Regions from separate parts of the Homo sapiens genome. Here region 2 is linked to region 1. Evidence: chromatin contacts called from ENCODE Hi-C or POLR2A ChIA-PET data. All regions are on one chromosome and are shown on one strand. The core of a region is the stretch at or near the end of the contact, and the rest is flanking DNA. Distances in the headings are between cores, read along the strand shown.

What was found. Hi-C counts contacts between places; a loop is a spot of excess contacts on that map. ChIA-PET counts read pairs that join two places held with the same protein, here RNA polymerase II (POLR2A). Pooled maps may share reads with other maps.
Region 2: a map of heart right ventricle shows a loop between it and region 1 (2.6-fold over the local background). The contact joins two enhancer-like sites. A Hi-C loop is called at or near these places in 16 of 168 maps with a recorded cell type or tissue (A673, Caco-2, GM12878 and 12 more), 37 of 37 single-sample maps with no recorded cell type and 18 of 50 pooled maps. POLR2A ChIA-PET finds 5 or more read pairs at or near these places in 2 of 52 experiments (K562 and activated T-cell).

Annotation. Positions count from the first base shown.
Region 1 is chr4:159,173,568-159,177,387 of GRCh38, forward strand. All of the region lies in intron 1 of RAPGEF2 (Rap guanine nucleotide exchange factor 2), which reads left to right. Among named protein-coding and RNA genes, the nearest start is that of MIR3688-1, 47 kb to the left of the region's middle. RefSeq lists an enhancer at 1,819-2,551. Within about 2 kb of position 1,829, at least 14 of the 41 ENCODE cell types and tissues checked have a DNase peak (open chromatin) inside an H3K27ac peak, as active enhancers do; they include heart right ventricle, where a contact is called at or near this core.
Region 2 is chr4:159,009,032-159,012,851 of GRCh38, forward strand. All of the region lies in intron 1 of SPMIP2 (sperm microtubule inner protein 2), which reads right to left. Among named protein-coding and RNA genes, the nearest start is that of SPMIP2, 24 kb to the right of the region's middle. Within about 2 kb of position 1,725, at least 8 of the 41 ENCODE cell types and tissues checked have a DNase peak (open chromatin) inside an H3K27ac peak, as active enhancers do; they include heart right ventricle, where a contact is called at or near this core.

The DNA of each region.
Region 1 (3,820 bases), core at 579-3,078:
GACTGTATTTGGGAAATGAATTGAACACCAAGCTGAAGGTTTTAACTCTACTGATAGAGGAGAATTTGTGGGGAAGGTGTTTGGTTGATGTTATTTTTTAATTGAAATTGAAGATAGTTCAGGAATCATTTTATTAGAGAGAGAGTGTATGTCTGTGCCTCTGTTCTCTGTGTGTATACGCAGCTGATTTCTGTTTTTGGTTGTTTTACTTAAATGTTAAATGTAATCATTCACAGCCTGCTAACTTTTGATGGAAAAAACCAGTGCAAATATAGTATGTTAATCTACACATGTAAATTAAAATTTGACTACAAATATTGCAGTCTGAGAGTCTATTAAAATAAGATACTTTTAAAATGAAGATATCTTTTGTTAAATGTATTTTTGCTGCCTAAGAGATGGCAATTCTGGGAAGCTGTAGGCTTGGTGGTGTAATACATTGTTCTGAAGGGGAAATATTTATACTGACTCTTGAAAACAGGAATTGCGAACTGATTTTGGACACTTTCTCTTTTCTTATTTGTTAACAAAATGAGTTTTTGGTGAAAACTAAATTGTTGCTTCTTCTAATGAAAAATCGTAACTTAACAAGTGAAACTTGCTTACGGGATCATTTTTCCCAGGGACGTGACAATTAACATGGTGCATAGTATGCATTTTAGGTTGCTAAACATAACACCCAGTTGGTAATCATAAAAACTGCCTGTGACTTCTGTTGTGACTATATCATTTAACCCTTGTGTTTTCTTCAATGAGAGATAAACTCTTTGAGAATGCAGATTATAGATGATACTTCATCTGTCCCTTAAAATTTATGAAGTACTTGGTACCTTCTTCAGCTCTTGTCCCTTGACACTTGACTGCTCTGGGGCTCCCTGACACCAACTTGAATTAGAAGACGAATGGGATAAAAGAGTGTTTTGTTGTAATTTACAAGTCTGTTTTGTAATTTTTATGGCTAATTAATGAGGTAATTACTAATCACCTTTGTCTCAAGTTTAGGAATTGTTCAAAAACTCAGTCTAAAAAAGCATGCCTTTTTCAGTGGAAAACACTTGAGGAAGTTTTTTGATTGATTTGTTTATTTTTTTCCTCTGGAAAAGAAACCTGAAGAAGTTTTAGACAAACAGGGAATGACTTGAGTCTTTATAATTTACTTCTAGCATTCTTCATACATGTCTTTTCTTTCTTTCTTTTTTTTTTTTTTGAGATAGGGTCTTGCTCTGTTGCCCAGAATGGAGTGCATTGGCACAGTGACAGCACACTGTAGCCTTAACTTCCCGGGCTCAAGTGATTCTCCTACCTCAGCTTCTCCAGTAACTGGGACCACAGGTGCTCGTCACCACACCTGGCTAATTTTGTTTTCTTTTTTCTCTATAGAGATGGGTCTCACTGTGTTTCCCATGTTGGTTTCAAACTTGGACTCAAGCCATTTGTGGGGATTACATATATGGCTGCACTCAGCCATACATATGTCTTAATAAAGTTTAAGCCATACATGTGTCTTATAATGTTTAGGAATCCGAGGCTGAAGAAATATACGAGGGCCTTATCAGCAATGACCAGTAATGTCATTATCAGGTTTTCCTGGGCTTTGATGTGAATTTGAATGAAATCACAATCCTAGGAGATTGTTTTTCTTTTGGGTGTAAATTAGTAAGTTCAGAAACAGTATTTTGCCTTCATATGATTTAGGGTTAAAGTAATTATTGTAACTCTAAAATAATAATTTTTTTTTTGAAAACCATACACTCTGCTATGGATTTTTTTTCTTACATTGTTCAAAAGTATGTGATGATGTAACTCTGGGGTATGAGTCACTCGGATGCACAAAGCACCTCAGCAGGCTGGTGATATGACATTTTTGTTTTATTTGCTCTGGTGCTTTACAAAGATCTGGGGAGGCTGTTTTAAAATAAACATTTCCCTGCTAAGGATGATAGAAGTTAAACAGTTTTAATAGGAGTGCTGATGGACTTGTTCCCGACTTCCTGCCCCTTTTCGTCAGGGACATAAAGAGAAAGGAATCATCATATTCTTTAAGATGATCTTCAGGAATGCTTTAAACCCCCATCTCTGTGTTGACTCACTTGCGAGACCGGCGACTGCTTTTGGGTTCTAGGAAGGACGGTTGGTCCAGTCTGCCACCTTGTGGTTATTTACAGAATTATTTCAGCCTGTATAGGTGTGAGTTTTCTGAAGCCGTAACACACAGATTGAAAACACATTTCCTGCATTTCTTTCTCTCCCTGTTCTCAGGGAGTGCTTAAGATCATGCATACCACCACCCCTGCAGGAATGTTGCCCTTTTCTTTCTTTGCACCCAGCACATCCACCGTTCGTTGCTAGATGCAGAGCTGAGAAAGAGATGTAAGAGAAGACGAGTGTCTTTGTTCAAGGTGCTTCTCTGATCGAGGACATAAAATACAAACCTATTAAAGTGCCCACATAGAGCACATGTGAAGGCCCTAATGTGAATGGTCAAGGTGGTAAGAACTTTAGAGGCTCAGAAAGGAAGTGTTCACTGCCAGTGTTAAATGGGGTCTTGGAGCAGAGGAGGATGGAAGAGTGTTTGGAGGGACTTTGTGTTAGGCTGTACCCAAAGACTGCTGGTCATCATGTGGAAAGGGTACAAGAGGTTGTTGGTGTTTGGGTTTCATTCCAGTGTGGGGAGCCTTGGAACGAGGTGGTTTGAACATGGTGTGCTTGACACAGTGTTAGCAGATACGTGCTCTGGAGGTAACAGGCACCCTCCGCCCCCACCTCAAAGACAGCATTAGCCTTGTTTGGGAAATTCGTGGGTAAAGTTATTAGTCCCTCTCCTGCATGAACTTTAATGTAGTTTGTGAACCTGGCAGAAATATATGCTATACAATGTTGTATAGGACAAGGTACTGTGGGGCATATTTTGGGAAATACTGCAAAAAAATGTTAAAAAGGTTTAACCTGACAATATGCTACTGATGTGTTATATTGAATTACTTCAATATAACAGGTTTTTTTCAAATAATACTTCAGTTGTGTGGATATATTTTGGAAGAAAATATATACAAAATTTTAATTTGTTTTCTAATACCATCCACAGATGAAAAAATATCCAAGAACGGTGCTAAATTAAATTAGGTCTTCAAAGTCAGTTTCAGTAACTCCAATGTGACCTGAAACTTGTGGGAAACCTCTTGTAATTTTAAACAATGTTAAGAGTGAAGTGTAAATATTATAAGGAATGTTTTAAAGGTAGAAAGTCTGTAGGTCCAAATGTTAATGGAATGCATGCAGAATTTTTTTTAACGACTTCATTTTAAGTGTTGTAAAACAGTCTTGAGCTATGGAAGGTAAACTTACATTAGAGAGGAAAATACTTACAGTTTGTTGTCCAGCTCTGCCAGTCTTAAATATGTTCCTAGCCAATCTTTCTTGGAGGAAAAATTAAGTGGCTGTTTTCAAATTGGAAAATTTCCCCATTCTCCTCTTTCTCAATCTTAAGGATATGAGATTTCTTACCAATGTCATTTGGAAAGTATATTTATAACAGATGTGATAAAATATATGTCAGGTACACTTCTCTTTAAACCTAATATAAAAATCTGGATTTATAAAACAGACAATTTAGGGACCCTTATAAGTATTATAAGAATTCATTCAACTTTTTTTTTTTTTTTTGGCATACAGACACATCATAAAAGGATACATTAATTTGTAAAAATTCTGATATATATAGTGTCTCAGGAATATTTTAAATTTTATATTCTTAGGATTACTTGTGCTTTTATTCAGATCTCATTGGCAGTGAACTCAATCACCTTTTTTTCCAGGATCT
Region 2 (3,820 bases), core at 475-2,974, 160 kb before region 1:
TTACCAGTTTCTGTGGTATAAACATTTCCAACATGGTCAATGTCAAACTATTGTGTGATGTCACTGAATGCAAAGTTGGAAAGAGATGCTAATAATTGGTTCTCTCAAGAAGGTACAAACAGGCTCCCAAACACCACTCAAATAAATACTTTGCATGATTATAGCATGGCTTCTCATACAGTGTTCATTCATTCATTATACCAATGGTTCTGCAAATGTGATCCCCTGACCGACAGCATAAGCATCATTGGGGAACTTATTAAAAATGCAAAATCTCAGGGCCCACCTTATATCTCCTAAAACAGAAACCATGAAAATGAGGCTTAGCAATCTGTCTTAACAATCCCTCCAAGTGATTCTGATGCATCATGTTTGAGGACCCCTGCCCTATGCTCTTGCTGTTGTTTCTGAAGGGGAAGAAGTGCCAAGTAACTTCTAACATTTATTAATTAATGTACCAAGACTAGCAATGTTGGCATTCTCATTCTTCAAAGCATCTAATTATGGACTCTGAAATTGCAATTTATATATTCCTAGAATCAACAAAGGACACCAAGCTGCTGCTCTTTTGCATGGAAAGGTAATCTTATCTTCAAATGTCCCCATGTTTCCGTTGCTATTGAGAGGCTCTCATAAGGGTTAGTTAAGAGTTCTACTGGCTTGGCTTAGTGACTCATGCCTGTAATCCTAGCACTTAGGGAGGCCATGGTGGGCAGATCCCTTGGGCCCAGGGGTTTGAGACTAGCCTGGACAATATGGCAAAACCTTATCTCTGTTAATAAAAAAAAATGCAAAATTACAAAAATTAGCCCGACACAGTGGTGTACGCCTATAGTCCCAGCTACTTGGGAGGCTGAGGTGGGCGGATCACTTGAGTCCAGGAGGTTGGGAGGTCGAAGCTGCAGTGAGTTTTGATTGCGCCATTGTGCTCCAGCCTGGATGACAGAGGAGACTTTGTCACAAAAAAACAAAAACAAAAACAAAAAACAAAAACTACTCCTTGTGATTTCTGGTTGCTTCTGCAGCAGAGACCATGGGCAAAATCCCGGTGCTGAAATAAACATATGCCCTGATGTATTAGTGGACACGTTGTTAATCTACTTTGTATGGCTGGTTGGTTGTTTGAAAATCACATAAATACAGCCCTAAATTCAGTTATACTGTACACAGTATTGGCAGAGATACATGGTTTCCAGGATGTTCTAAGGGAGCTTTGGATAGGTGCAGCCTTCAGAGGTCAGCAGGTATGACCTTGCACTCTATGTGGGCTCCCCTTCACAGCACGTGTTCATCCAACTGACAAAATATTTCCAGTAACAAAAGCACATTCTATTTTTGGACAGGTCTAATTATTCTTCCATACATTGAACTAAAATCTGCCTTCCTGTAACAGTCACACAGTAGTCTGAATTCTGAATTCTGGTAAAGAATCCCCGTCTCATTGAAATAGCCCATGAGATCCCAGGAAAGGGTCACTTTAGGCTCTTTTGCAAATTAGGCTTCCCCACTTCTTTCAGGCGTTCATGTAACAACATTCCCAGGCTCTGCACCACTCTGCCTCTTGATGCTCTTCAATTTATTAACATCTGGCTTAAAATGTGGCATGCATAACCAAAAATAATGCTACCATGTGGCCCAATCGGGGCAGCGTTTGTTTCTGGAACACAGCTCTCTGTTAATGCAGCCTGTTATTGTGTCAGCTTTGTTGGCAACTGAGCTAACCTCCGGGCACATCTCCAGTCTGCAGTCAGCTCCACGCTCCACACCAACCTATTGCATAATGTCTTACCTATCCTCTACTTGGATTGTTGATTTTTAAACTCTAAGTGCAAGCTTCATATTTAGTCCTATTAAATTATAACTTTGTGAGTTTCAGACCCAATTCTAAAATAGTAACATCTTTTACAGTCCAAATTGTCATCGAATTTTACTCTCTCTTCTTCCTAGGTTTATATGTTCAGCAAACATAACCACATGATGTCTCTCTTTGTATAAAATCCTGAGGAAACTGTTGAACAAAACAGAGCTGATTCCTGTTCCCCTCCCTCACTCAATTATTTACCTCAAAGCTTGAAACTAGAATAAAATGTCCAAGTGAAGTACCAGTTAAATATTGACTTTCACTTGCCAATTTTACTTCAATCTGTCTTTCAACTGAAGTAGCCTGAAAAATGAAAATGTAATCATTCTAAATAATTCTTAGGGAACATATAGAATGCCTAATGGGTATTAAATATTTGAAATATAAATCCCCATTCTTTGATGTGTGCAAAAGGAGGTAGTTAAAGAATAGTATAGAGTAATTAAAAGCTTTTATCATGATCTGGGATTAATTGAAGTATTTAGAGAGTGGTGATGCCATACTGAAAACAACTATTACAACATTTAGGGTTTTGTAATTTTCTCTGGGTTAATTAATGCTTATAAAAATTATTCTGGCTGGACGCGGTGGCTCACGCCTGTAATCCCAGCACTTTGGGAGGCCAAGGTGGGGTGGTTCACCTGAGGTCGGGAGTTCAAGACCATCCTGACTAACATGGAGAAACCCTGTCTCTACTGAAAATACAAAAATACATGCCGGGCATGGTGGCACATGCCTGTTATCCCAGCTACAGGGGAGGCTGAGGCAGGAGAATCGCTTGAACCTGGGAGGCGGAGGTTGTGTTGAGCCAAGATTGCACCATTGCACTCCAGCCCGGGCAACAAGATCGAAACTCCATCCCAAAAAAAAAAAAAAAATTATTCTGAGCAGGCTTGGTGGCTCATGCCTGTAATCCCAGCACTTTGGGAGGCCAGGGTGGGTGGATTACCTGAGGTAAGGAGTTTGAGACCAGCCTGGCCAACATGGTGAAACCCCGTCTCTACTAAAAAAAATACAAAAATTAGCTGGGCGTGGTGGTGTGCACCTGTAATACTTAGGAGGCTGAGGCAGGAGAATCACTTGAACCCAGAAGGCAGAGGTTGCAGTGAGCCAAGATCACACGATTATACTCCAGCCTGGGTGACAGAGCAAGACTCTGTCTCAAAAAAAAAAAAAAAAATTATTCCTCAAATGGCTTCTTAAATCTATAAAAATTGAAAATAATTATAAAGAAAAAATTTAAAGCCAAGAACAGTAGTTCCATGACTTGGAAGGCTGAGGTAGGAGGATCACTTGAGCCCAGGAGTTCAAGACCAACCAGGGCAACATAGTGAGACCCTAGCTCTATTAAAACAAAATTTTAAGATATCTTACTTAGCACAGAGTATTGGCACTTAGAGATCATGGGCTATGTGAAGAAATATATTCCTAAACTTGATGTATGAGCTACATGATTACGTGTAATGTGGAGTTGAAAACAAATAACATCATGATCGAAAATACCATAATTCAATTCAGAGGATGTGGGCTGAGATGATACCTGATCTGATACCTTCACAGCACCCAGAGAGGAAAGATCAGAAAATGTGTTTTCAATAGACATGGTGAGAACACTGCTAGGGAAGGAGTGGCAGCATTTTTAACATGAATAACCTTAGCTAACCTATCACCACAGTATGTTGAAATAATTTTTTTTTTTTAGAGGATCTCACTCTGTCATCCACACTGGAGTGCAGTGGTGCCATCACGACTCACTGCAGCCTCAATCTCGTGGGCTCAAATGATCCTCCCACCTCAGCTTCCCGAGTAGCTGGGACTACAGGCCCTCAACACCATGCCCAGCTAAATTTTTTTTATTTTTGTAGAGATGAGGTTTCACTATGTTCCTCAGGGTGGTCTCGAACTCCTGGGCTCAAGTGATCCTCCCACCTCGGCCTCCCAAATTGCAGGGATTATAGG